Linked DNA regions of Homo sapiens: all the other regions are linked to region 1. A link is an interaction called in ENCODE POLR2A ChIA-PET data of the cell type or tissue named here. Cell type or tissue: CD4-positive, alpha-beta T cell. All regions are shown on one strand. Links, peaks and the distances in the headings refer to the core of each region. The heading gives the core; the rest is flanking DNA. Region 1 overlaps PTPRK (protein tyrosine phosphatase receptor type K). Region 2 holds the start of THEMIS (thymocyte selection associated). Region 3 overlaps THEMIS (thymocyte selection associated). Region 4 has its middle 17 kb from the start of THEMIS.

The links. ChIA-PET counts read pairs that join two places held together with the same protein. Peaks named below come from ENCODE experiments on the same cell type or tissue, not always from the same donor. Only the 100,000 strongest peaks of a DNase experiment are listed, where the experiment ranks them.
Region 2: POLR2A ChIA-PET joins it to region 1 with 21 read pairs; 8 of 35 experiments call an interaction of 5 or more read pairs at or near these places.
Region 3: POLR2A ChIA-PET joins it to region 1 with 14 read pairs; 7 of 35 experiments call an interaction of 5 or more read pairs at or near these places.
Region 4: POLR2A ChIA-PET joins it to region 1 with 35 read pairs; 9 of 35 experiments call an interaction of 5 or more read pairs at or near these places.

What each region holds. Positions count from the first base shown.
Region 1 is chr6:127,968,683-127,976,317 of GRCh38, forward strand. It overlaps PTPRK (protein tyrosine phosphatase receptor type K), which reads right to left. Exons shown (of 30, transcript NM_002844.4): 28 at 4,982-5,145; 29 at 4,340-4,475; 30 at 103-1,598. The coding sequence ends at 1,545. Among named protein-coding and RNA genes, the nearest start is that of PTPRK-AS1, 55 kb to the right of the region's middle. In CD4-positive, alpha-beta T cell, for the core only: no CTCF peak of the experiment used is centred there; DNase peaks (open chromatin) are centred at 3,499 and 4,299; H3K4me3 peaks cover 1,248 bases; H3K27ac peaks cover 1,609 bases.
Region 2 is chr6:127,897,507-127,905,141 of GRCh38, forward strand. THEMIS (thymocyte selection associated) reads right to left here and starts at 3,552. Exons shown (of 6, transcript NM_001010923.3): 1 at 3,336-3,552. The coding sequence starts at 3,426. In CD4-positive, alpha-beta T cell, for the core only: no CTCF peak of the experiment used is centred there; DNase peaks (open chromatin) are centred at 3,645 and 5,615; H3K4me3 peaks cover 3,125 bases; H3K27ac peaks cover 3,418 bases.
Region 3 is chr6:127,889,115-127,896,749 of GRCh38, forward strand. The region is part of intron 1 of THEMIS (thymocyte selection associated); the gene reads right to left. Among named protein-coding and RNA genes, the nearest start is that of THEMIS, 8.1 kb to the right of the region's middle. In CD4-positive, alpha-beta T cell, for the core only: no CTCF peak of the experiment used is centred there; a DNase peak (open chromatin) is centred at 4,637; H3K4me3 peaks cover 1,982 bases; H3K27ac peaks cover 991 bases.
Region 4 is chr6:127,914,155-127,921,789 of GRCh38, forward strand. It overlaps a transcript of THEMIS not described here. Among named protein-coding and RNA genes, the nearest start is that of THEMIS, 17 kb to the left of the region's middle. In CD4-positive, alpha-beta T cell, for the core only: no CTCF peak of the experiment used is centred there; DNase peaks (open chromatin) are centred at 4,517 and 4,767; H3K4me3 peaks cover 2,926 bases; H3K27ac peaks cover 2,927 bases.

The sequences.
Region 1 (7,635 bases), core at 1,171-6,170:
TTTTTGTGGCCTACTTGTATCAACGAGTATAGGAATAAGCTACTCATTTAGTGGTGAATGCATAAACATTAAGAGGAAAAAATGATGTGCAAACAATAACTGTTATAATTATAAAAACTTTATTTCATTCTTACTTTAATTAAATCTTTATAAGCACCATGTCATGAGCTGGCAATCTAGAAAGAGGACACTGGAATGCTTTAGTCAATTACAAACTGCAAGCTGATGATGTGAAGTTACAGCTACGTGGAGCATGTGAACAAGACCACATTTAGAAAGGTTCACTTAAGAATCCCATGACAATGCGCAAAACAGGAATCTGGCATTGATTTGTTCACACTTTTTATAGTCAGAACGCAAAGCTTGTGCATGTAAACATCAAGAGAAACATTTTATCACCCTGACAGTTTACAGTTTGCTCAAATTTGACCCTGAAAGCATATATGTTGCCATCTTGTTTTCTTGACCAGTGCTGGGCCACAGGCTGAAAAACTCCATTCCTTTAAAATTTAAATGATGCTTAAAGGCTATGTTCAACATTGTGCAAGTTGTCAGCAAGGCCTTTTAATGTGTACATTTCTCATGTATGATCACCAAACCATTATTTACCTAATGAAATTGTGAAAAACTATACATATTCAGCAAAATGTTTTAATTTGGTCCTATATTAAAAGACCCAATTGCCAAGGGATTTTACACAAATTTAATTCACAAGCATGTACACAAGAGAATCACTATAAAGAACATTGCTTCCTGGTTTATGAATAAAAAGTTTATCTTCTACTTACACTAAAACATACAAAAAATAATCTACAAAAATCGTTTACAATTGATTTTAGCTAAAGAAAAAGCTTTCTTCAGGAAAAAAAAGATGATTGTGTGGTGGTAGTATTTTAGCCATCAAAAAAGGAATGTAAGTAACCAATAAATATAATGTGCTTTCTCCATATAGACATATTTACACTTGAGTCTTTGGCTTATGTTATTTTCTAAAAAGAACTTTAAATGATCCAGCCATCATTGCACATTAAAAGAAAATAAGCCAGTTATATATATTTATATATTTATATAGAGATCTGCTACACTGGAAACATATAAAAAACGAACTTTACTATGAATTTGCACAGCTTTTCTTTTCTTCTTCCTTTTAAGATTCATCAGCTTTCATTTTAGAAAGGGAGAAAAATGCCACGTAGAAAGTATGAACTCATGCAACATGTGGTAGCTGCTCTACTGAAACCATGAGAAAAAAGGTGGCATGTTCACTGTACAAACACCAATACGTTCTCATTTCAATCTGGTTCTTATTAAATATAATTTATGTGGCATGAAATGTTGATGCTTTAATATAGTAATAAAAACTAATTCAGTCCTTTTTATTAAGATACACAACTTCATAAAAAAAATACTTTTACCTCTCAAATGTAAAAGTCTCCCACCCCCCACATTAAAATCTTTCTGCACAAGTGTAACAGGTACAACAGCTGCTGGCTCAATAGATGGACAGGTTTCTTCATGGATGCACTTTAAAGAGTCTCACCCAACTAAGATGATTCCAGGTACTCCAAAGCTACATCATAGCAGAAACGGTATTGCTCCTGAAAGATGTCAAAACACAAAGAGTGAGAAAACTTAAGAAAGAGACTAATGTTGAATAACAGTTACCAAATGAAACTTGACAACCAATTTAGATTACTCAAGGATTACAATTTATTTTTTCTATATATGAGATTAATATCTAGGCATACATATTTTATACTTGAGTCTAATGATCCATTTAAGAAAAAGGAAATTTATCTTAAAAAGACATTTTATCTTTGCCGCATATTTTCTATCAATTTTTTAAATATCTATAATTTTTTATCTGTTTATAATAGTAATATTTGATCATTACAGAACAATTCTGTACAAATATAAAGAATATACACATTCTGAACAAACATAAAGAATGAGAAAAAGAGCTATAATTCTATCATCAGAAGAAATTGTTAAAATATCACCTTAGTTTGCCTCAGTTCTTTTTGTGCATGGTTGAAATAATTATCTTAGAATAAATATAACTATGTATATTTCAAAATATAATTTTAAATGTAACTTTTAAAATTTAACATTGTTACAATTCTTTTTCCATGTTATTTAACATCTTTTAATACCACATAAAAATCAAATATATGTATTGTTTGACTATTAAGTTGCTTTTATTTTTTTCTCTATTTTATAATGCTACAGTGATAAACTGCAAATGTTTTTCTCCATATATTTCAGATGATTTCCTTGAGAAAAAAAAAGCCAGCCATTTTAAACAGCCATTTATGCAATTTCAAGTTCTTAATTTTTGACACTGTTTTTGTCCATCAGAGTATTTAAGCAAATTTTTCAAGAATGGTTAGTGATCCTTAAATTTTGAGCCTACTTATACCTGAAAATGTATTTCTGCTGCCTTTATATGTTTAAGACAACATATTGGCAATAAAATTTTTGAGTTAAAACTGCCTTTCCTCTAAGCCCATCTATGGACTTGCTCCATAATAAGAATTTAGAAAAATTCAGAGACCATATCATAAACTATTACTTATAATATGCAATTCATTTAAAAATTCCCAACTCAGTTCATTCAAGTGGGTAAAATTCAGGCTGGAGAACAGTCTAAAATGCATATTATTTTGGAATAGAAGTTCGAGGTGTCTCCAGCAATAAACTAGGGTAATAAAACTTTCCTTAAGAGGTCTTTATCATTCCAACACTATTCACCAAGTAGTTATGATTCAAATTCACCTACCACTGTGGCGAGTGCATTCAAGGAACCAAAATGTGCCTAGAAATAGTTATGTCTCTTTAAGCAGTCTCCAGCAATATTGCCTTCACTCTAAATCTCCTCACCAAACTCCTCAGCTCAACTCCACAGCTCACTAAACTAATCATCAACACTGATTAAACACAAATCAGAGGGTGGGGTGTTCAGGATTCACGGGACATGAATGTAAAGGAAAATAGTAACTTTTTGGAAGGTCCCAGAATGGCACAGTTTAACCATAGATTTTTTTTTTAATTAAAAAAGGTGGGAAATCAGTTAAATTTGAAGGTAAAAGTTGAATTCTGAAGTCAGAAATGATCCCACTGATGATTTTAAGACTTGACCTGAAAAATGGAGGCAGAGTTTACATCAAGAAATCTTCAAATCGCAAAGTTTAGAGACATAACCACTATTCATTTAGTTGCTAAGACGATCTGAGAGTTCTCCCTCAAAAATCCCTCCGATTCATCCCCCCTTTCTCATCTCCATAGCCAGCACCCCAATCAAAACCAATGTAATCTTGTGTAGACAGCTGCAACAACCCAGGGAAATGAGGTGGTGTAGGGAGTTTGAGGACACCTGTAGAAAGGGTGGAAGTCTGGTACCGCTTGTAAAAGTGAAACAGTACAAACCTAAGTCTTCAGATTTTGTCTCAGGAAGCAACGCAACTCTTGTGCGAGCAATCCATGAGCAGGAAGTGGTGAAATACTTTAAAGGTTTATTGAATTGCTCATTCTAGTTATCTGATCATCTTGATAAATGTAGGGCAAGCAACAATGATGCCTTGGTTTTTCTGGTTTACTTTTCTGTGAGCATACACTACACAGCTGCTCCCAACCTGATCCCACCATGCACATACATATGTGTAACCCACAGATATCTCTCGTTAGAAGTAAAATGTGTTAGATAAGTGTAACTTTCTTTCTTACTCTGCATACAGCTTCACCTAGATGAACTGTCACACACACACATACCTATCAGCTCTTATTTTGTAAGCTATGTTCTGACTTTACGAGCCTTGACAAGCTCAAGTAGCATGATATGAACTGCCCTCTACAGTTGGTAAAAGCTGAAAACTTAACCATGATAGTTTAACCATTTACAATTTGATCAGAAAATGAATGAATAATTATAGATAATGACAAAACTAAATTTCATTGCCTTTTAAAAATACTGGGTGTCTAAGGTACTGATGAAACCTATATCCCTTAGACATACAGCCTTGATATAGGATTTATTCTTCTTATAGGACCATTTACCAAAGTTTACTGCAGCAAATATTTTTTGGCTATAACAGAAAAAAAATCCTACAAATTTCCCAAATTAAATGAAAATAGTTTCATGATTAGCAGTTTATGCAATACGTGATTAAGTGTCTGTGGGTAGAGGGGGATGCTCAGCAATGTATTAATTAGGCAGGAAAGTCCCCACAACGTCTCATTTTCACATCTGATTCCCTATGTGTGTATGAAGTCAAATCAATAAGTAGGTATATGACTAACTAATCTCTAAGATGCCTTCCAAATCTAAGATTCTGTGACTCACCGGGGCTTCCACCATGTTTGGCTTGCTGTTCCTCAGTGTCTTTACTGCATGGAAAACATCGACAACATTTTGCCGTTTCACCATTTCAACAACGATGCCTATAGCACAGAACATGCCACTTCGCCCGCCACCATTTCTGAAAGCAAAGAAAGCAAAGGCATTTTAGATAGCAGCACCAAGTGACCACAGGTCACACCATCATATATGTTTGGGAAAATAAGACATTGTAGTTTTAATTGTTTTCCATTTGTGTCTTAATTTTGCTTTATATGTGTACAAGGCAGAGAGGAGAAAACTTGAGGATGAAATTAGATCAGTAGCTTATACTCAGGAAAATGCTATAGGCATAGATTGCTGCAATCTAGACTTTGAGATTCTGATATATTTGTAAACTGTGTAAATCAGAAGTTGTTACGAGTAGTGTTCCAAAGAGTTTAAATAATATAGCTATATAATAATCAATATTTAGAAAATATACAAAATAAACTTAGTAGTTAATTATAGACTCATGAGACAGGAAGACTGTTTAAAAATAACATCTATGGGAGGTCCATAAGATGCAAGCCAGATAGTCTTTAACATTGAAAATGAGAAAATAAGCACCAAGGCCCCATGAATGACAGGCTGAGCTGCCCTACTCACAGGCAGTGGATAATCGTCCGGCCTTCCCCTTCCTCGCATTCCTCCTGCCACTTTTCCACCTGAAGTATCAGTTTCAAGAATGACCTTTTGGATCCAGGCACTTCTCGATGAGAAGCCCATCCTAGGTACTGAAACTGTTGCACCATCAGATAACCTTCCTGTGGCTGTAGAGGGAAGTGTTTTTATGTAAATACGCTGGGACTACAATTTTTACTAAAAAGTAAAAGGTGCATATAATTTACAATACAAATGGCATCTACACTGGATTGAGTCTAGCTGATATAAATCCTCAATATGTACATGCTAGTAAAAAAACATTCTAAGTGACAACAGCAGGAAACATGGCAATCATCCTTTATACCTGTTTCTCCCTCGCACTATGTATCCAGTAATTCATTACTACGATTACATTTCCTAAATAACTTTCAGATTCATTGCCTTCTCTTTATCACCACTGACATCAATACACTACTAGTCACAGGTTCTGATAATTACCTCCTAGCTGATCTCCCTGAATAAACTTTGATCTCCTTCCAGTCCATTCTTACTATAGGCATCATGATTATTTTGAACTGCAGATACAATCTTGTCATTTCCTGCTTTAATGATTTTCAAATGATCTTAGCATAAAATCCAAATTGTTGTCATGGCTTAAAAAAACTTATGTGATCTGGCTCCACCCCCTTCTTCAACCTTCTCTTTGTCTTCTTTTAATCCATATATCAAGTCTCTTCTTGCCTTGGGGACTTTGCATATACTGTATGTACCCTTTGCCTTGAATACTTCTTCCTTGCTTGGTCTTCTCAATCCCAAATAGAATGACCAACTTGTCCCAGGTTGGCCTGGGACTTCTCTGGTCTTAGCACTGAAGGCTGTGTGTCTTGGGAAAGCTCCTGCCCTGGGCAAACCAGGATGGTGGGTTACATCAACCCCCAACTAATTTCTATTGATTCATTAAATTTTGGCTTAAATACTACTATCGCAAAGAGGTCATCTCTGATCACACAGTTATGTCAGATCACCCAGTTAAACACTCTATATTCTTTACTCTTTCACTGTAAAATGCATCACTTTTATACAAAAAGGATTATACAATTTTCATGTAATGCTTTTCTTCCTGAAAAAAATAAAGATTCCTTAAGTACACGGAAATCTTTTTTTCCTACACTCTGTATCAGTAGAACTTTGCATAATACTTCCCCAAAAGTAGTAGTGTTGAAAGAATGAATCAAAACCTTAAACCTTGAAATAAAAATATCAGGAAGAATATGTAATATATGAGTAAATCATATCAGATTGGCAAGAGCCCATGCATCTTTTGGTAGATTACAAGCCCTACTTAGTACTCTACAAACTTGTTGGTACATGTTAAATGTTTGATGCAGTTAAATATATTAAATATATTAAATGATGAGAGTGAGAACAGAAAAAAAATCATGTACTAATAAGGACCAGAATACCAAATACAGAGGCAGTTCAATAAGTAAGCAAACAAATAAATAAATATGCTGACAAAAATATAACATTTCAGTTCCTGTTCCTAGAATATTTTTCACATAAACTGCTCAATTAACAGACAAGCCTTACTGTCTTCAGCAGTTCTGTTTTTTTCCAACTCAAATATTACTAGAACCATAATGTAACAGATGTGCAGACATAATGAGATTCCATTTAAATTAACATCTAAGATATGCATGAATATTATGAGATGATTGAAGTTATCCTTTTTTTCTCCACTGAAATGAGCAATAGGAGTCGATATGATTCCATTCCCTGCTCATAGTTATATACATATAGACTTATTAACCAGACACACACGTAGTCATTTTGATATGAGAGACACTGAAACATGATAATCCTAATCACACACTTAAAATACATACCCACAGAGCTGGTGCTTTAAAAAACAGAGTAATGTTTCTCTCTAAAAAGAGCTTAATTTCATGAAAGTTACTAATGTTTTCTTTTCCAATTCTGCTTGTTATTTGGTTACATAATCTAAATTGTTTTTATTAATATCTTTTTTTGGGGGACGAAGTCTCGCTCTATACAGCCTGGGGTGCAGTGGCGTGATCTCAGCTCACTACAACTTCTGCCTCCCGGGTTCAAATGATTCTGCTGCCTCAGCCTCCCCACTAGCTGGGACTACAGGCATGCCACCACCATGTCCAGCTAATTTTTGTATTTTTAGTAGAGATGGGGTTTCACCACGTTGCCAGGCTGGTCTTGAACTCCTGACCTTATGATCTGCCCGCCTTGGCCTCCCAAAGTGCTGGAATTACAGGCATGAGGCACTGTGCCCGGGCTTTATTAGCACTTTTTTTTTTAAGATCTTCCCCACCCACATTGAATTTGTCATGTAGTGGAAAGCAAATGAGGAGTCAGAGAAAGACGATACAGTTACTACTTTGCTGCTGGGAAAAGGCATGGTGGTAGCAGCACTGGTTCTACCTTTAGATCTGCTTAGAGCCATAGGTTGAGACGTTTAGGAAGATGAAATTGCAGGTAGGATAATCAATAATGAACTTGGAACAGTGACATGGAACCCTTCTATAATGGTTGATCCAACATGTCTCTTTCCTCCTGCAGTACAGTTTCTCTGTCATTATTGTTATTGCAATGTTCTTATTTTTTTTATCACATGCCATTTCTGG
Region 2 (7,635 bases), core at 981-5,980, 71 kb before region 1:
AGAGTATTTCCAAAAATCCAAGAAATATATGAAAAGGTGCTCAATCTTATTAGTCATCAAGGAGATGAAAACTAAAACCATGAGCTACCACTATACTCTTGCCAGAATGACTAAAATTAAGAAGACTGATAATATCGTGTTACTAAGCATATGAGTTAATTGGAACACAAATATACTGCTTGTAGGAAAGTAAATTGGGTTACTTAAGAAACTTGCTTTTCATTAGCTTCCAAGGGTGAATGTACACACACAATATGACATAGTAATCCTACTTACTTTTATGCCCTACTTAATGCATATACACGTAGGCACACATGTACAAGAATTTTCATGACAAAATTACTGGAAACTCCAAGCCAGAAATAATCCAAATGCCTATTGGCAGTAGAATTAATACATAAATTGTAGTATATTCATCTAATGGAATAACATACACTGAAAATGAATGAACTATATATAAAACAGCATGGATTAGTTTCACAAATATAATGTTAAACAGATATACCAACCAGAAAAGAATACATACTGTAATTTTCCATTTATGTAAGGGTCATAAATGGACAAAAGTCATGATAGTGGTTACACTTGAGGGAGATAGTATATAATGACTGAGAAAGAGCACAGGATAGGGCTTCTGGAATACTTGGAATTTTCTATTTCTGGACCAGGGTGGCAGTTACATGAATGTGTTTACACTGTGAAAATGATCAAGGTATTTAGTTTTTTCCCTCTTAATTGAAGTAAAACATAGTAGTAAAATAATAAGGTATGAAGAAGATGGTCTGGACACATAGAGGGACACTACATTCTTTCTTAAAACAATATAGAATGTCAATTCTTTCCAACTTAATCTACCAAATCAATAAATCCAATAAAAATCCCAGTTAGATTTCTTATAGAATCAATTGATTTAATAAAAACTCATTGAAAAAGTTATGAGATATTATCTCACTTCAGTTAAAATAGCTTTTATCAAAAAGATAAAAAATAATGGATGTTTGAGAGGATGTGGAGAAAAGGGAACGTTTATACTCGATGGGAATGTGTATCAGTACAGTCACTATGAGAAACAGTGTGAAGTTTTCACACACACACACACACAAAAATAGAACTACTTACAACCTAGTAATCCCACTGCTGGATATATATTCAAAAGAAAAGATATCAATATATTACAGATACCTGCATTCACATGTTTTTACAATAGCCAAAATATGAAATCAACTTAAATGTCCATCAACAGATGAATAGACAAATAAAATGTGGAATATTATTCAGCCATAAAAAAGAATGAAATCCTGTCATTTGCAACAACATGGATAGAACTGAAGGACATTAGGTTAAGTGAAATAAGCCAGGCACAGAAAGACAAATATCACATGTTCTCATTAATTTGTGGGAGCTAAAAAAATTGATATCATGGAGATAGAGAGTAGAATGATGGCTACCAGGTGCTGGGAAGGGTAGTGGGAGGGGGATAGAGAGGGGTTGGTTGATTAATGGGTACAGAAACACAGTTAAAAGGAATAAGATCTAGTGTTTGGTAGTACAATAGGGTGACTATAGCTAAAAATAATTTACTGTATATTTCAAAACAACTAGAGTAGTGGAATTGGAATGTTCCTAACATGAAGAAATGGTAAAAGTTTGAGGCAATGAATAATATCCCCATTACTCTGACTTGATTATTACACACTGTATCAAAATATCACATGTATCCCATAAATATGTATATATATTATGTATCTATAAAAACATTTTTAAAGTCTATGAATATCTAAGCCAATTTAGGAAAAAAGGATTGAAAACAAGGGATTGGTCTATACATCATTTCTATATTAACATGTATTGCAAGGCCATAGTTACAAAAATAGTGTGTTTGGGGGCAGCTAAGAAAAAAAATAAACTAATGGAATAGAAGAGATATTTTAGAGACAGACTGATACAGAGGTGAACATATAATATGATTTGAAGGAGGCAACAAAAATCAATGGCGGAAAGATTGTCAGCTTAGCAAATGGTACCTGGAAATCAGGTGAACTGTATAGAGAAAACTAAAATTGGATCCCTGTACAATTCATAACATTGTCCTCCAAATAGACTAAAAACTAAATGCAAAATATGAAACCGTAAAGTTGATAAAAACAACATAGGAAAATATCTTTTTAAAGTAGACATAAAGAAAGACTTTTTACGTAAAGCCTAAAAAACACAAACCATGAGACAAAAAATGATTTGGGGCTGGCTTAGAAATAGAGACATTGATAATATGATTATACACGGCAAAACATAGTCTGATTCCAAAAATCAACTTACAAATTAGTTAAATAAAACTGTACACTAAGCTGATAACAGCCCATATCAATTCATCACCTGCAAGTATGTGTGTGTATATTTTATATATATATATATATATATAATATATATAAAAACTGGAGCTGACGTGTTAATCTTTCTTTTACTTTGCAACATAATATGTAATACATTATTTTGTCTACGAACAAGAAAGACCTGCCTACCAACAGTTAAGTTATTTTCCTGGTAGTTTTGTCTTGATCTGTTTCTACAACTGCTTCAATTCTACCACTCTTGAGGCCAGAAATACACCTACAGAATTATTAATTGTATTCTATGTATTCAAACTAACCATGTAAAGATTCTAGGTTGTATATTGGAGGTTATAATGTTCTTTCACCTGAATTAACATAGTGAGTTACACCAAAACTCACTATCTTATTATTCAATAAGTTTAATTGAACTCTGAGTTTCAACATCAATTTTTAAAAATTATCTTGTAGCAATAATTTCTATACCTTCAAATTAAAATTTTCATTATTTAAGGAATTTGGAGTTAGGCCACTACAGAGTGAGAAAAACATTGGTATAAGCAACATTTAGGAGCTAAAAGTTTGGGAAATATTTGGAAATACTTCTTTCTAAACACTGTGCCTTTGATAGTTGCTTTTGTTTTAGCAAGCTAAATTTTATTTTTTATATTGTGGAAACATAAATATTGATAACTAAATTTATTATTCTTGATTACAACCAATTTCAAAGCAAAGGCAGAAATAGTTCACCATTCAAGGCCTACAGAAAGCTCAAGAAGCTTCACTCAATTCCTTATTTCTGTCTGTCCCAGAGTCCTGTCTAGTTTCTCCCCTCTCCAACACCATTGGCTTTTGACGATTCGTTGGTCAGTTCATTACTTTCTTTTGTGATCGCCTTTCCTTTACCAGAACTCACATATTTGCTGTTAAAATTCCCCCCCTCCAATTTTCAAAAATGTATACTTTACAAGAATGTTCTAGCCAGTAAAGGTATTGGAGAGTGCTTACCTTCAAGATAGATGCCTGCCTGGATTTCTAGAACCCTGGGTAGGGTCCTGAGGTCAAGGGAGTGGACGAATTCTTCCAGTGATAATGCCATTGCTATGCCTTGGGTAGTTTGTAGACCTGGTGCTCACAGAAACTTGTGGCTTCTGGGTGACACTTGTCTGCAATTGCAGCCCCTGCTCACCATTTCTTCCTCAGGCAGGCAGGAATGTCACACTACAGCCAGAGTGGGGTGGAGTAGCTCTATGTGGGGAGGACAATGAAGAGGGAGGGGGGAAGCAGGAGACAAAAAATGTTATAGCTCTTTTTGTTCACATTGTGGCTTCATTTCCTTCTGACATTGAAGTTGAACAGGATGGGGGTGGGGTGAACAGACACTGCCCAAAAAATGAGACGTGCTAAGTAGCGCATTCTGTCCTTTGTTAATCCAGGTGTGCATCTACTATGGTAGCAAAACTGAGGTCAGAGTTGCTTGTGGCTTGCCCACCAACAAAGAACAGGAATATAGGACTAAAGTCTAATCTTAAAAATGGCACCATGTGAATTCATTATCTCTCTAGTTCATTTCTAAAGCTTGGCTTTGTGCCTTATTTGCATACTGTCAGTGCCTTTACATTAAAATTGGTAATAAAAGTGCTTTGCGTCAGCTCTTTTTAGAATTCTGATACTATACTCTGGAGAGAGTATTGAAACCACTTTTTATTCTTCCACATTAAAAATTTTGCTGAATCTTAAAGGAGGGTAGGGTAGGGATAGAATATGCAAAATGATACAGTAAATTAACAAAGTACATTAAAATGAGTTTTCTAATCTCTACACTATAGTAGAAAGTATTAAAATTACTTGTCAGGAAACCTGCATTTTCTGGGTTTAGTTCTGCTTTTGATTTACAGGCTAACGTCAGCCTTGTCTTCTCTGATTTTCATTTGTTTTATTTACTAAATGGAGATGAAGTAGAAGAGTCCAATAAATTTTATAATTTCTTCCAAGTTCACAATTCCACAATTCTGATCTTATTGTTGAAATTTAGGAGGGGAAATGATCAGCACCAAAGGAAGCAGGAGAAAACTCATGAACATTGATCTCTTCAAAATCCTGCCCCTCTCTATTTTTTGCATGTAACTGAAACAATATTTAAAATATATACAATTAAAGGTGGTAGTTCCTAAGTCTCTTTAAGGTAAAGTAGAAGAATATTGGTTGAGGCTGGGTACGGTGGCTCATACCTGTAGTCCCAGCACTTTAGGAGGCTGAGGTAGGAGAATTGCTTGAGCCCAAGAATTCAAAACCAGCCTGGGCAACATAGTGAGACTTTGTCTCTACAAAAAAATTAAAAAATTAGCCAGGCATGGTGGCACATGCCTGTAGTCCCAGCTGTGAGGAGGCTGAGGAAGGAGGATCACTTGAGCCCTGGAGTTTGAGGCTACAGTGAGTTGTGAACATGCCACTGCATTCCAGGCTGAATGACACAGCAAGACTCTGTCTCAAAAAAAAAAAAAAAAAAAAATAAAGAATACTGGTTGGTATGTATACACTTGAAAGATGACAGGAATCTACACGTTTTCTTTAGTAACCAAACCCAGGCACTTATCTATTAACTGTTTTGGCCTTAGGCTGCAGAGAGCATAGCCACATACAGAGGGTCAGGGGACATCTCAGTTCTACCATGGCCATCATGTAAATGACCTAGAAAGATAAAAACTGCCTAGTTTTGATATGGAGCTTATAAAACTGTTTCAACTCTTTGTAATCCTATTTGACATTTTCAATAATCAGTCCAGCTTCATTTCTTTCTTTATAAAAGTAGAATTTACGATTGACCACATCAACAGGTTTACTATCATTAGATTCAAATTCCTCACTGGCAACTTTTTTGTCCAAAAATGTCCTACCCTTGATCTGTCTGCCTTCCATACCCCTCCCCACAGTTTACAGCCTAGTAGTGTATTTCATGTGGATGAATACATGAAAGAGGCTTCTGTGGACTGCTCCTTAAAAATTATGAATCCGTTAGAACTGATGCCACAATACATTTCATTTGATATCTAATGCAAGCTGGATATCACTTATTTTTTTAATATTCCCAAGTCAAATTTCTATCCTACTAGCCAAACAGCCATTTCGTATCACCAATCTCTTACAATTACCTAGGCTCCATCTGCTTCTGCTCTCGCGACAGATGACGCTCTCTCTGTGATAATCATCTTCGTATTCTCAGTCTTAATTAATGACACTGCTATTCTCTTAGTTTCCCAAGCCGGAAGGCTTAGAATCATGTGAGATGCCATTTTTTTTCTCTAGCCGTTAAATCCATCAGGCCCTATAGATGGCAATACTCAGTACCACTCACTCTGTCTTTGCTCTATATCCCCACTGCTACTGCTTTAGACCAGATCGTAATCACTTCTGACACACAGGCAAAAAAATCCTGATGTGAGCAGCCAAGTTAAGGTTGACAAAGAAGAGCAATGAGTTCAAGAGTACTTGAATCATCAAGTAAAATGAATTATTGAAGTTTGGTCATTAGAACAGCATGTTATAGGTGTAATAATAGATTAACGAGAATTTTAAAAAAAAAACTAGACTGTATATAATAATTTACTATTTGAAAAAGGTGAAATTCCAAGGCAGTGGGAAAGAATGTTTTATTCAACAAATGGTTGTTAAATAATTGGGGAGAAAATTTCCCTAACTTTCCATGCAATGAAATTAAAGTTAGATACATTTTAAAATTAAATTTAAATAAAAATAAACCAGAGGGGAAAAATAGGAAAATGTCTGGAAAAGGGTAAGAAAATAACTATTTCTGAGTAGTAATTGAAGGAAAAAACTAATAATATATTTGACAACTAACTTATGAAATACTCCTGTAAATCAAAAAGGAGTTTGAACAAAATAGAAAAAAAAAAAAGCACATCCTTCAAATAAACAATGGCTTAGGTGGGTAAAGGCCACTTGTTAGTCAATATGCAAAATAAAAATATTCAAAGACTTCTATTTCTGGCTATGAGCTTGTATCTGACCACGTTTTCTACCAAAGGCACCTAGAAGAGCTGTATACTTTTTAAAAAAGCTGTTTTAAGAAACAAGAGAGCTGTCAGGGTGCAGAACATGAGAGGCCAAGATCCTGTAAAGCAGAGCAGAACCATTAGAGGAACTCCATATTCTGCACTTCTTTTCCCTCAAGGCTTTTATGGGTTAGTAACTGGCACCAAGAGAGAGTCTGAGAAGGCAAAAACTGGTGGCTCAGGAGGAGAGAACCTGAGTTGAGTTTTTGGCAGTTTCACATAGCAAAAGAGACCAAAATAAATTGGACTTTGGGAAGTAGCAATTCCTCCAGGAAAAGTCAGAGAAAGGTATTGCTCAGCACCACTTTTTCCCCTTAAAATTTTTTTGCTCATTGAAAGCAGTACAGGGTTGATTGTATGAGACACAAACAAGAGCATGGTTGGTAGGAAGCTGAAGAAGCCAAGGAGTGCTTTCAGCAGTCTTGCAGAACTGGGAAGCCAGGGCCAGCCAAGGAGGGAGCAGGAGTCACAACAAATGCCTGTGTTCTCAGTTGGGGCTCCTGAAGGCTGCTTCCTAAGAGAAAGGGTTGCCTATAAATAGAACTAGCTTTACAAAAACTGAAGCTTAGACTAAAATTAGCTCAATCCCTCATTGGATTAAAGTGGTCTGCCCCTATTCTTGCTGCCAGATAGAAGCAAATGTAAATCCTCCTGTTGAGGAAAAGCAGCCAGAACTTCTGTAATATTTAAAAATACAACATCTATAATTAAGTATGAAATGAATGGGAATGCCAGAAGACAGGACAGAGAAAGACAGAGAGAAGGGAGACCACAGAAACAAACTCATGGGGTAATTCCGATATTGGAATTATTAGTCCTGCAATTTAAGATAATTTTGATAAACATGTTCAAAACTAGAAGACAAGAAGGAGAAAAGAACTGCCATCTATAGAAAGTATCGGATGAAAATTCTAGAGTTAAAAAATACAGTAACTGAAATTAAAAATTCAATAATTGGTTTTAACAGCAAATGGGACATACAGTAAGAGAGGATTGTTGAACTGGAAATGGGAGCGTAGGAAATATCTGCTCTCTCTCTTTCTCTCTCACTCTCTCTCTCTCTATCTATCTATCTCTGTGTCTCTGCAGAGAGATATTTCAGCCATAGTGGAAAGATCTTATATGTAAACTGAGTCCCAACGTGAGAGGAGAAATAATAGTGGGAGAAGAAATATTTTAAGAGATAATAGCTGAAGATTTTCCAAAGTTGAAAAAGGCATCAATCCATAGATTCA
Region 3 (7,635 bases), core at 1,513-6,512, 79 kb before region 1:
AACATAGGCTATTGAAGATTTCATTTTGACATAGTCTACCATGATGAAATATGTTTAATTATGAACTGGTTCTTAAAGTATCTGTTCCAAATTATACATATTATTTTTGTTCTCAGTACATTTGCCAATACAAGTCATGTGATCATGTGACCACAAAAGGGTTGGGAAGTACAAGCATACCATGTACTCAAAAGAGGTGGAAAAGTGGAATAGATGAACACCATTTTTTTCCTCAGATTTGTTCTTTGGTTATAAACTGCTCACTTAAAGAACTGAAGAGGACAAGATAGCACAAGTCAATTTATCTATGGCATATGTCATACATAATTATCCACAGCTTTAATCTGAGAGGGACTCATAACATCAATTGTGTTAGCTCCTTGCAGGGATCTCTAAATTGGGCCACATATTCCAAAGAGTATTACAAGATATGAGGTTAAAGTGGAAAATAGTAGAACTTCGTATTCATTTCCACATAAAACAAATAAGAAAACTAAACTATACTAATATTTAACAGAAAGAGTTATATTAGTTAATTTCAAGGTTGCTAGTATTTAATATTAAAAATCCTAATTTATCTCTGCATCGGATAGTCATATGACATGTATGGTAAGTCACATACTAAGATAGATTGGGAATTTCAAAAAATGAGTTAAAGGAATTGTTTTAATTCATTCATTTACTTTCAATATACTACAACATAATGCAGGTGAAGTTAAGTTGATTTAAGAATTGTTATAATCTAATTCTATCTATACTCACTCTCACAAAATAGACATAACGTCACAAGATGCCAACACAGACATTTGAGAATTAAAGATTGCAGGCCCTATCAAGAAGAAAATGATAGAGTGACACGTCTTCTATTAGCACAATCTTGTCATTGTCTGCGTACAACTGCTATCTAATGAAACTGCCAAAATCAGATTTAGGAAGATTATTTCACAACATGAAATTTATGAAGATTATTTCACAGAGTGATAGCCACAAATATTAATGATAAACCTGCTGTATGAGTAGATTACATACAATGTATATTGGACCTTGATGAGGTATCTTCAATAGCTGTCATTCAAAACAAGCACTAAAATAAATTAATTAGAACCATTCGAATCACTGGGTCACATGATAATCAGCATTTTCCAAAACAGTATTCAGTAATAAAAACATGTAGTATTTTCAATAATTTTCAGTAACATGACTTCTGCTAAAAATAGATTGATAGTTAATATGTTTTATTCTCATTCATATGTGGTAGCTAAAAATATTGATCTCATGGAGGGAAGAGAGTAGAATGGTGGTTACCAGAGGCTAGAAAGGGTAGCGGGGAGAAGGGGGTGAAGTGAGATTGGTTAATGGATACAGAAATACAGTTAGCTAGAAGGAATAAAGCCTAGTGTTCAATAGCACAGTAGGGTGATCATAGTGAATAATAACTTATTGTCTATTTCAAAATAACTGGAAGAAAAAATTTGGAATAGTCCCAAAACAAAGAAATGATCAATGTTTGAGGTGAACAGTATCCTAATTACTCTAACTTGATCACGCTGTATGTATGAATCAAAATATTACATGTACCCCATAAATATGTACAATTATTATATATTAATTTAAAAACTAGCTAGTTGTTACAATAGAATTAACAGCTTTTGTGAGAAAAATAGTGTATATTATTAACAAAAATTAAAATTGTATATTATCAATTTTATCTTTCTTTTTTATAATTTTATTATTATGTATGCTTTGGAAGGAATATAAATATCAATAGAGAAATACATGTATGGAAAGCGGCATCCTCTTTTTTTAAATTGATGAGGTTTTTGATCAAATAAAGTCCTGATCAATTAGGTAATGGATAGGGCATTCCAACCACAAGCATCCTCTGTGCCCAAGTTGGATTTTTAATTGCCTAACTTGAAATATCCACTTGGCTGAGTAATAGATATTTATATTTAATATGTCCAAAACAAAACTTTTGTTTTTCTCACTAAAATCTCATCTTCCCCTGGTCTTCATGACTCTGTCAAATACACAAACATTTACCCAGTGGTTTAGGCCAAAATCTTGAATTCATCCTTTAGTCTTTTCATTTTCTCACCTCAATTTCAAATCCATTAGAAAGTCCTTACATTTCGGCCAGGCGCGGTGGCTCACACCTGTAATCCCAGCAGTTTGGGAGGCCAAGGCAGATGGATCACCTGAGGTCAGGAGTTCAAGACCAGCCTGATCAATATGGTGAAATCCTGTCCCTACTAAAAATGCGAAAAAATAATTAACCAGGCCTGGTGGCGGGCACCTGTAGTCCCAGCTACTCGTGAGACTGAGACAGGAAAATCGCTTGAATCCGGGAGGTGGAGGTTGCAGTGAGCTGAGATTGCGCCACTACATTCCAGTCTGGGTGACAGAAAGAGACTCCAGCTCAACAAAAAAAAAAAAAAAAAAGAAAGAAACAAAGAAAAAGAAAGTCCTGACATTTCTACCTCCAAAGCATCTCTTGAACTGTTCCTTTCTCTTCACACTAAATCAAGGCACCATCAACTCTCCTCTAGATTATTGCAGTCTCCTAATATATCATTCCACTTTTGCCTCACTAATGCCTGTTCTCCCCAAAATAGCCAGTGATCTTCCTCAAATGGCAATCAGGTCTTGTCAGTCTGCTGCTCAAACTGGTCATTGGCGTCTCATAAAACCCAAACTCCTTGAAATGCTCTTGCCCACTCCTTAAACCTCTTCTCATATGTTCTTCTCCCTGCTTTATATGTGCTCAAGGTACAGGGATATGTTTTCTCTTCCTCAAACAGACAAAGCTCCTTTTGGTCCCCAGATGTCTGCACTGTCTGTTCACTCTGGAACACTCCAGAACCTAGATCTTTCCTTGGCTGATTCCTTCTCAATATTCAAGTCTCTGCTCCAAAATCATTTCTTCAGAGTGGCCTTCCCTGACCACATTAGTTTACAGGTCCTACGGGTTTCCCAGCCCCACTCTGTACCACATTCAGTGTCACTCTGGCCTTCAAGGCCTACAAGGTCTGGGCCTGCCCACGCCTCAGTCTTTCTCCCACCATCCTTCCCCCAATTCCTTGCCTTCAGCACCACTGGGCTGCTCCCTGTTTCTTATCCAGACCAAGCAAGCTCTTCAGTAGTTTGCACTTGTTCTGTCCTCAGCAGGGATGTTCTTCCAGATGTGGGCAAGGCTTATTTCCTCAGTTTATTCAGGTCCCTGCTCAAATTTCATCAGAGATAATCTGCCCCGGTCACCCTATCAAAAGATCACCTTTCACCTCACCTTGCTTTACTCTCCAGTCAGTGCTTCATGACACTTGTATATATTCTAAATCTAGGTTTGTCATTTGTCCCATTTACTAGAATATAAGCTCCGAGAGGGGAGGGCTTTACTTTTTTTCCCAACTGTAATTCTAGACCCTTTGACAATGCCTGATAATGCATTATTAGGATGTATGTAAGCTATTCCATTCTAGGCTCGCTTAACATTTTTCTATAAAACATGCTTCTATGAGCATTCTAATATAATCATTATTTTGCTTTTTGTAATTGTATTTTAAAATTAATTTCTAGTGATTGGATGTTTATAAACATTTTTCTCTGTAGATAAATATTACCCAGTTGCAACCTCGAAAGTCTGTAACCGTTTACACATTACCAAGTGTGCCTCGGCTCCTTTCCACACATTCATGCCTACAATAACTTTTGTGAATCTTTTAATACCAGTGACCTGAAAGAGAAATAATGATTTATTGTTTCATTAGCATTGTTGATAGTAGATTTGAATTTTTTAATATTAGTATGGTATGTGAACTGCCTTTTACATCTTTATATTCACTTTTGTTTATTGTTATTTAGTAATTCCTTATACATTCAGGATATTTATAGTCTGTTTGCTCTATATTATGTAAATATTCCCCTTGTGTAGAGTTAGTCTTTCTTCCACATTTATGTAGTTTGGGTTTTTTTGGAATAAGGAAGCTTTTTATTTTATAAATTTAATTTTTTCACTTTGTAAAGTTTCAGTTTCACATTTTTATGTGGTTTCTTTAAATGGTTTTATTGTTAATGTTTTACTTTTTACTATTTTTCTTCATATTCAATTTATGTTGGTATATGTAACAGTAGAAAAATTCAAATCAGTTTTGTTTTAATTTTTGAAATAATTGACCAGTTTCTTTACAATATACCAGCATTAAGGTAATAATAATAATAGTTATGATTTACTGAAAGATTGATCTCAGCCAGTCATTTTGCTAAATTCTTTATATGCCATAGCTCAATTAATCTTCACATCATACCTCAAGGTTGTGATAAAACCTATTTTTTGTAACAAAGGACAAATGTTCAATGTTTTAAGTTGACCATGGAATCACCTCTCATTTATAACTTATCCAAGAGGCAGAGTCCTGAGTTTATAACCCACAATTCTGTGCTTCACATCAATAGGGCATAAACGCTTCACATCGATACGGCTCCTAAAATAATAAATGCTTGAGCAACATGTTCTTGTGATGAACATTCTCCCTATTATCACTGTGGTTGTCAACGGCGAGTATTCAATCCAATACTACAGAACCTCACATGATTTGACATCAGCCTCTTTCAAATTTCCTTAAACCTCCCATCCCCCAAAATTTGTCACAGAGTCATCATCACCACAGGACGGGTGGAATCTGGCTCCACTGCCTGAACTGAGACAAAAGGCAGAAAGAGGACAAAGAATATGTTTCCTTCCACATAAAACAAAAAATAGAACCCCAAAATATTGGAAACAAATGCTTAGAAAATGATATACCAAAAGAAAGCTGGAATAGTAACATTTTCTAAAAAAATAGAACCTAAAGAAAAAAAATCATCAAGGAAAAAGGATAATAATACAGTAAAAAGATGTAACTCTCTAACATAGGCACATGGAACAACTGAACCTCAAAAAAATTTTGATGAAATAAAAGACAGAAATGAAGAGTGAACCAGATAGATGTACAACAGATAAAGTAAATGAGAGATTAAGCATATGAAAAATAAGCAGTGAGAGAAATAATTTGAACAAAACAAATAAAAACTCAAGCTATTTGGCATATAAAGAGAGGTGTTATAACAAAAAACAAAGCATACTTTTTTTTAGCACACAGGAAGCATTTCCAAAGTAGAACATGTTTCATACCACAAAGTAAAGGAAACCACAACCAATTCCAAATAAAGACTATCAATCTCGAACAAAATACAATGAAATTATTAATTAAAAGCAAAAGGATAGCAAATAAAATCTTATATGATCACTAAATAAACAAAATTAATAGCTACTGGATTTAAAAAGAAATACATTATAATTAGATCTGAGGAATAATGAAAATGCTACATGGCAAAAGTTATAGGAAACAGTTAAAAATACTTAGAAAAAAATAATAGTTTAAAACACATTTATCAAGAAGCAAAGTATTAAACATGGCTGCCGATTCAACATAGGAGGCTGGAAAAGTAGCAAGAGAGAAAACAGACAAACAAGAAAATAAACGAGACTGAATCAGAAAAAATAAAAGAAACAAAACATAGAGAATATTAACAAAACCAAATTCTAGCTTCTTTTCAAAAAAATTCCATGTTTAGTAGGTCATCCAGGAGCACTCTAACAAATTTTTAAGAAGATGTTAAACCTACTTTTAGAAAATTATCTCAGAAAACAGAAATAGCAAAATTTATGTAACTCATTTTCGGAAGCTAATGTTATCTTAAATCTAAAATGAATAAGTCTATGGGCTCATTTTAATTATGATTAAATGTAAAAATCCTAAATATAATATCAAATTCCTACATTGTATTTCAAAAAGTATATACTTTTTGAAAATACATATATTTATATGAATATATATATTTATATGAAAAAAATGTATATATAATACATATATTTATATGAAAGGATCCTCCAACATTTGAAAAATCTTTAAAGTTAACTCACATAAACACACTAAAGAAAGTAAATCACATTATTATCTTAATAAGCTCAATACCTATTTATTCGGAAAACTCCTAGAAAGCAAAGAATAGTTGGGAACTTCCTTAGTTGAGTAAAGGTTAAACACCAAAATTTAGTACATAATATATTAACAAGGAACTTTAGATGATTTTCTTTATGACTAGGAATAAGACAAGGATTTCCACTATTGCTTGATATAATACTGAAGGCTCTAGCCTGTAATAAAAAGGTAAGAAAAAACATTTGTGGTAAGAAAGAGACACAACTTGATGTTTCTGACATTAATGTCTATTTAAGAAAACCAGTGAAATAAAAAATATAAACTATTAGAATTAACAAGGGAATTTATAAATATTACTAATCGTATTTAACTGCATTTCTTCACTTCAGAGACAATCAATGGGAAAACAGACAAAATACGATCTCAATATAGCAATATATATATACACATGATATAAGTATGTGTGTGTGCATTCTAGGAACTAGCCTAGGATACATAAGAACTCTATAGAGACACTTTTTTAAACTGTGATAAATTATGTAGAAGATATTTTATTCTCTTGTTTAAATGAGAGATAAACTATGCTCATGGATAAAAAGACTTTACTATTAAAAAATTGAAGTCATAATTTAAAACATTTCTATATTAGAAATCTCAGCTCAGGAGGCCTTCATTGAAAATTCTACTAAATATTTAAATAAGCGATAACACCAAAGTTACATAAAATCTTTAGGAAAATAACAAAAGACTCCAACCAAGAAGTTCCGTAAGTTCAACTAACTTGATAATAAAGCCTGGCTAGGATATTACAAAAAAATAAAAACTATAAGCCAATATTATTCCCTAAAAGAGATACAAACATTCTAACAAAAAAAAATAGTAAGCCAAATTCAGTGAAATATGACCCCATTGGTTGTGTTCCACAATTAAAAGCATGTTTAACACTTTTTAATGTAAAAAAAACTATGTAATTATCATAAAAGTTACAAAAAGAATATTTGATAAATGTCAAATATATATTCAAGTTTTTAAAACCTGTTAGAAAACTAGAACTAATTTAACCTAAAACAAACATCATGAATGGTGGATTACTGAAAATTGCTCTCAGTGGTCATGAATGAAATACAGAGATCTTTTTTTTATCATTACCTCTATTCAGTATTATAGTAGAAGCAAAATCCATCAATATTCACAGACAATGCAAATGTACACATAACATATACAAAATGTTAAAGATATATTCTTAAAATTCAATAAGTACAACAAAGAGAAAATGATTTTAAAAATACCATTTAAAATGGCATGAAAAAATCAAATAACTAAGAATAAATCTGAAAAAATACAAGATCTGTACAAAAAATTATAAAATGTTATTGACAGAAATGAAATAGACTTAAATAACTAAAGAGCTATACCAGATTAGTGGGTCAGAAGACTTAATTTAAAATGATGCCAATTTTCTCCAAACCAAAGCACAGCTAATCAAAATTCCAGGAGGACTTTTGAGGAAGTTGATAAGTTAATTCTAAAATGTATGTGAAAATTCAAAGTGCTAAACTTAAAGAGGAATAATAAATTGAGAGAACTTGTTCTAAAGCAGTAGTTATCAAATTTGGCTGTGTGTTATAATCATCAGGAAGATTTTCAAAAACTG
Region 4 (7,635 bases), core at 1,455-6,454, 54 kb before region 1:
TGAGTTTTGACTTCAACATGAGGCTAGACTTGTAATTTTCCACTGTGTTGTCATGTTGGTGCTCAAAAAGTTTCAGATTTTGGAGCATTTTGGATTTTTGGATTTGCAGATCAGAAATGCTCAACCTGTATTGCTCTCCTGGAAACGCATGTCTGTGAAGATACTAAGAAAAACATAGTTTTTCTTTTTCTTGCCACTTTGTAAATTCCTAAGGGACGATTTCATTATGAAACATAGTCATGTGTCACTTAACAATGAGATATGTTCTGAGAAATGCATCCTCAGGCAATTTCATTGTTGCGTTAATCATAGAGTGTGCTTACACAAACCTAGGTGTGTACTTTTACTGCACACCTAGGCCATCAGGTATAGCCTATTGCTCCTAGGCTACAAGCCTGTATAGCATGTTACTGTCTGAATGATGTAGGCAACTGTAACACAGTGGTGTTTTTGTGTCTAGACATATCTAAACATAGAAAAAGGCACAGTGTAAACATGGTATTATAATCTTAAGGGACTACCATCACATATGTAGTCCATCGTTGACCAAACATTAATATAAGGAATGAAAGGAACTTTCAAATGTATGTAAATGACATTTGCCGCCTTTGTTCCCACTTTACAGTAAAGTTACATGCTTTTCTACAGTAGAGCCAGGAGGTAACTATATAATCTTCATAAAGTTCTATTTTGTTTGAAACAAAGTAATATTACAGATAAAGTGCCAAGTAAAATATTTTATGTGTGCCTGCTATGGTTATCACAACAGTAATTGACCAGAAACACACTTTGACCTGATTTTACACATTACTAGTGAATCTGAAAAGCTGCTACTTATTGATATTGAACCATTTTTAGAATCAAGTTTATATAATTTTAATCTTACACAGATTGAGGTCCCATTGTAACAGTTCGTCATTGATGGATCCATTTTTGTCCTATTTTTAGGAAATTTACTTTTAGAAGAACCACAGAAAACACTTTTGAAGCTTTTACTGGGGTGTGGAAGGAGGTTTATCATACTTCCCCTTTGGAAAAAAAACAAAATTGAAAACAGACATAGAAGCAAAATGATGACAGTATAGTATCATTTTGTTGTTGTTTGTTTGTTTGTTTTGGTACAACTAGGCTAAAGAACATACATATAATCATGCGCTAAAGACCATATATGTAATTATGGGCTAAAATTGGAGCTTCCAACCACTGTCCCCTAAGTTTGTGGCTTGGTATTGACAGCTGAAAGAGTTGAATTTCCAGATTCTACACTTAGGAACATTCACAGATTTCACAGGCCTTGTTCGGGCCTATTGCTATTCGGCCCTGATTTGGTCATACTTACTAAGTAAAGGCAGGGCAAATAAAGATGATGGGCTCTGTACTCTGCTTGGGGCAGGAGGGGGCTAGGGGTGGGGAGAGAGAGGGTCAGAGAGAAAGAGAGAGAGAGAGAGAGAGAGAGAGAGAGAGAACTTGAGCTACACATAAACCTTTAATACCAATTGTGCCAGAAAAGAAACTTCTCGGGTAGAAGCACATGAGAAAAAAGAATGAGCAGCTGGGTGTGGTGGCTCACGCCTGTAATCCCAGCACTTTGGGAGGCCAAGGTGGGTGGATCACCAGAGGTCAGAAGTTCGAGACCAGCCTGCCCAACATGACGAAACCCCGTCTCTACTAAAAATACAAAAATTAGTCAGGCGTGGTGGCACACGCCTGTAATCCCAGCTACTCGGGAGGCTGAGGCAGGAGAATCGTTTGAACTCAGGAGGCAGAGGTTGCAGTGAGCCGAGATTGTGCCACCACAATCCAGCCTTGGTGACAGAGCACCACTCCGTCTCAAAACTAATAATAAAAGAAAAAAGAATGAGCAAATTTGTTTTTTCCCCCTAAAACTAGGTGTCAGAACTTTCTATTTTTTGGGCAATGCAAGTCTGCCCAAAGTTACAAAATTAACCCTATATTTGTTTAATTAAAAATATGATTTTATATTACGAGACCTAGAGAAGGAGTTAGAAAAAGTTTAATTTTTTTATATTATAATTAAATATATCTATGAAAAAAATAAACCTAGGGAATGAGTTAGAAATAATTATATAGATATGTATGTATATGTATATATGCACATATATATTTATAATAAAATACTTTTATTGAAAACAATTATAGCTATATTACAATAAAAAGTCACTGCCCACCCAGTCCCCACCACTGTCCTCCATCAAACCCCAATTTTTGTTTGTGGTTCCTCCTGTCATGGCAGAGAGGCAACTGGAATTCTGCCTGGGATAAGGTGAAGATGATTAATGGTGCCTTCCTATCCCAACCTCTGTTCACTGCAATGGTTGACACAGAGGTCCTTCTGCCTGGTTTAAGAGGGGCATGATCAAAGCTAGAACTGTATCCTTTCTGTGGGAAACTTAAATGGGTACAGTAAGACAAAGAGAGTAAGAAAAATAAAATGGATAGAATTTATTCATTTCAGTGGCTGACAATGCTCAGACAAAATAGTGAATTACTGCTTGCTGTGCTGTTAGATTCTAAATCTCATACCTCCATATTCTGGCAGAGCCAGTGAACTCTCTAATATCCATAAAATAAATTTCCTTTTTGCTTAAGCCAGAGTCGGTTTCTGTTGCTCACAGCCAAGGACCTCAAATAATGTACTACCAGGGAATTATTTCCGATTGCTTTGAGTCAGAGGACAAGCTATTAGGCTGGTGCAAAAGTTGTTGTAGTTTTAAAAACACACTAAAAGTAATGGCAAAATCACAATAGAAGCTATTATGTTAATGGACAGTACACTTAGGCTCAAGTCCACTGACAAGCATCAGAAACTTCAAGATTAGGACTAGAATCAAAGAGTTTGCTTTTGCAAAAGCATTGATGTTAAAATTTAGTCTATAGGGTCTAGAAAAAGGGAATGGAGAAAAACAAACCAAAAAAGCTTTTAAGAGTTGTATTTCCACAGAAAACTAAGCTTGACAAAGTACTGGATTATTCAGTTGCTAAGATCTTCCCGAGTCTCACAAACTATAGCAGAAAGATTACAAAATGGGTTGGTCCTCAACACAACCTGAGATGTAGGTGGAAGTCAAGGAGAGCAGAATGGAGTCAGTCCCCCAGTTACATTTTGGGTCGGTAGGCAGGCAATAGATGCTTCTAGTAACAACTTCTATATCAATTAGGATCCTTTGGTTGCAAGCTACATAAATCAACAATAATTAAAGAAATGTGGGGAATTTATTGGATGAATAAGATATACAGAATTGATAGGATGCTGAAAACAGGACAGGAACCGGGGCAGTAGAATCTGGAATGTGTGATTACTGAACCTAGCCTTTCACATTAACTCCAAAATCAGCAGTGAGAAGTGCTTCCTTGTGTCAAAGTTCCTCTTGATGACCATTGTTTTAGGTACTTTTAATCTATCTGCCCAGCTCCTAGTCATGAGAATTCTCCTTCTCTTGGAGTAATCAGCAGGGATGTCCCTTTCAGCCACAGTTATATCATCTGATCACTTTCAAGACCATGGTTAGTTGAAGAGAGACCAACACCTGAAACAAGCAGGGCCAATCACATTCTCTTCCCCAGAAATTTAGAATTTGAACTAAAAGATATACTGGAAATCAGAAATTGTGTCATTAAAGATAAAACTTCTGAAGAACTAGCCACAAATTCCTGCTTCCGAGGAAGCTGTTACTTTCCCTGACTTCCTCATTCTAAGAGTCTAGTGGTTCAGCATTTCCTTGGATTCCATGAGATATAATAGGTTTCTAATAAATTTATCCTTTCTACTTACATTTGCATATGTCAGCTTATTTCACTCTTATCTGAGAGAGCCCTAATCAATACACTGTAGTAAAAGTCCTCATTGCAAGGATAAGTATTGATTTTTAAGAATCATGTACAATTAGAGTAAATTTGGAAGTCATTCTTCTTTAGCTATATTCTTGGATAGGTCCTAATCCCAGCATAGAGAGTGGCCCATTAATAACTAAACACTGAAGGCTCCAAGGCACAGACTTGCAACATTAAAAATAAACAAACCCAGGCATAATGCGTGCCTGCAATTAGCATTCTAATCCTAAAGAAAGATAATTTAAGGATTATCAACTTGACCCTGCTGGTAACTAATATTTTTCAGAGAAATTTTCTTCTAGGCTAAGTCTTTATAACTGACCATTTAAAGCAAGAAAACCCTGAGAGTATATAAATAATTAGAGATAGCCCTGGCCCATAAAATCTTATGCAAGAGATATTATCCCACAAAGAGCTGTACCTTTGATCAGAGAGGCTGATGTTAATGATCATTATCTGCGTAAGAGCACTGGAGCATCCCAGGTGTTTTCCTCCTCTCCTGTAGAAAATAAGGGATCCAGGAAGAGCCTCTCACCCCTACCCACCAGCCAAAGAGACTAATGCAAATATAAATCTCGTAATTGTAAGTATAAACCTTGAGTCTGCAGAACACTTTATCTGTGAACCTGTTGTGTCTACAAAGTGGGTGGGGCTTCTAAATTTTGATGTGGTTAAACCCATGTTGTACCAGATTCAGTATTTCCTGCAATGCTAGCTGGAAATAACAGCAACCAATTCCAGTTATTTAACCTAAAGATTAAAATTATTACAAGAGTTCAGAATTGTTTAAAGGCAAGCATGCTGTTGTGGATCAGGTAAAAACTGGAACCACAAATTGAAAGCCTTCTGGAACTTGAAGTGTGCTGTCTCCATCTTTCTTTTTTTGTTTTCTCTGTATGTCATGAAAGAGCCTAAGTAGCTCCCCCACATTCACTCAGCTAGTTTGTAATAGAGCTGAAAGTGAAATCCAAACCTTTTGACTTTAGTGTTGAGCAACTGCTACTTTCCTTTACTCTCCACCTTGAGGGCAACTATATAAAATCAGCTATGCAAATCTAACTCCTTCCATGTTTTACTAAATGGTAAATTGCTCTAAATAAATAGGTACTAAATGAGGTTGATGAGTAGCTGCACAAAAACTCACTAATTCCATTTTCCCTCCTGTCTGCTTGTTTTACAACATGATATGTTGTAGTAGGTAGAGTCCTAGACGATGAAGCCATATAGTCCCAGCTCTGCACCTCACTAGGCAGACCCTCAGCAAGTCATTTAAACTCTCCAAGTCAGAACATTGTGCTAACAGAAATAAGCCAGGCACAGAAAAACAAATACCCCATGATCTCATTTATATGTGGAATCTAAAAACGTTAATCTGGGGTGAGTGTGTGGGATGGGATAGGGAGAAGAGGATAGTTGGGGAGGGAGGGATCACTACTAATGGTTATGGTGTTTCTTTTTCCTGTGATGAAAATATTCTCAAATTGATTGTGGTGATGCTTGCACAGCTCTGTGAACATAAGAAGAATCATTGATTATACATTTTAGATGGATGAATTTTGTGATACATGAATTATGTCTCAATAAAGCTGTTTTTACAAAGAATAAAATAATACTAATAAACTCTCCAAGTCTTGGCTTTCTCATCTTTAAAAAAAAAGATAGTAATTGTATGTTCCCCACGGGAGATACAATTTATGAATGAACAATTTACAAGTGCTTATGAATGCTGTGAGAGTTAAATGAGATAGCATACATCCATAGTGCACCAGTCCATGGTAAACCTTTGCAGGGTAGTAGCTATCAGTATCTCTAGTCTCATGTTAGTCCTCTAAACAACTCTGCCATCCCATCTCCAGTTCAAAACACATACACTATGGCTTCGAGGATTCTCAAAGCAGGGATCTTTATATTGATAAAAACAATCTTTTAGTGTTTTTGTGGAGGAGGTGAGGTAAACGACAAATTGACATTCATTTTGCCTTAAACCAAGTGTCAAAGTCTGGCTTCCCAAAGAGAATGGCCAGTATTTTGGGCGCAGCTGTCAAATCTTCCCAATTTACACAGATGCAACAGAACCTGTGAATTAACCTGTGGCATTTACCAAAGCCAACCCCTGCCAAAAACAAATCTCTCTCCTCCTGGCATACTGAATAAGAGATAGGGATGCATTAAACATTTACGAAGACACTTCAAGAGAGTCTCAGGTAACAGGAAGTGTTCTGAGATTGATTTGCCATGCTTTGAGTGCACAGAAGACAGAGGGAGACACACAGGGAATGTTCCTGAGACTTTTTCTTTTCAATCATCCTCCTCTGTGACTTTTACCCTATAATTTATTTTTAAAGAGGCATCATAGTTTTCTGGGTGCCATAACAAAATCTAAAATAAATGTTTTCACCTAGATAAGCACTATTAAAAGGAAAGGATACTGAATTCATTTGAATACATTTACAGAAGATTGATTTTCCCAAGGGAATGTACCTATCCTATTTCTTTAATTATTCTTGAAGTTTTGCCTATCAACTGACAATTTCTTACAGAAAGGAAGCAAAACAGCCTGGCTTTCGTGACAGCGAAGAATTATAATACTAGAATAAAAACAGGTTTGTCACTTTCCTTATCTCTTCTAATGTCTGAGTTACTGGGAGTCAGAAATATAATAACCCCATCCCAGTAACACAGTTATTCAGAATATGTTAAATCGAAAGGTAAATTCAAAGTCAAATTTCTCTATTTTTTGAAGATCAGTATACTCATTCCTAACTACAAGCATCCAGTATGATTAGTTATAAAACATTAGAGAAAATATGGTCATATTCACTTTATTTTTTCAACTGATTATCACCTGATTAGAAAGAAGACCATTTTGTTTCACATGATTTACTCTCAGCAAAAAAACTGTTTACTTAAGCATAGGAAAGCCAACCTTCGTACTAAAAGAGAACTGAGAAATTTAAACAGCCCATGATCTTCATTGCTTTGGCCTCTGCTGCAAAGCGTCACTGTGAAAAATTGGTCCTGATCCCAGCAATCAATGCTTTCCCACTGCACAGAGATGGCCTGGCGTCATTGTGCCATTGTGGCTGCTAAGGGCAGGGTTCCTTAGCAATGCATAATGGCCAGAACAAGTCCTCCCCAACCCTGCACTAAGGGCAGGCCCCCAGTCCCAAATCATTTCCCCATCTTATTCCAGTTTCTCTTCGGGAGCTGTGGTTTCTTTCTGTGGTTGAACGTGGTTCAGCTTTTCCTGAACCCTGTCCTCCCCCAAAAATAATTATCTGTTGGAGAGTGGTGGTGGTTGGACAACATTGTGAATGTAAAATACCACTGAATTGTGCATTTAAATGGGAAATTTTATGCTATGTGTATTTTACTACAGAAATTATCTCTAATGTGTATTCCCAGGCAGCCGAGAGGTCGTCTTCTCAGAGGACCCTGAGCTGCCTTTTTCAGCAGGTCCACCACCTCTGTATCTTTGCATGCTAACAAAGACTTTTTCTTTTTTTTTTTGAGATGGAGTCTTGCTCTATTGCCCAGGCTGAAGGGCAGTGGCGCGATCTCGGCTCACTGCAACCTCTGCCTCCCAGGTTCAGGCAACTCTCCTGCCTCAGCCTCCTGAGTAGCTGAGATTACAGGCACTTGCCAACACACCCAGCTAATTTTTGTATTTTTAGTAGAGACAGGGTTTTGACATGTTGACCAGGCTGGTCTCAAACTCCTGACCTCAGGTAATCCACCCACCTCAGCCTCCCAAGTGCCGGGATTACAGGCATGAGCCACCGC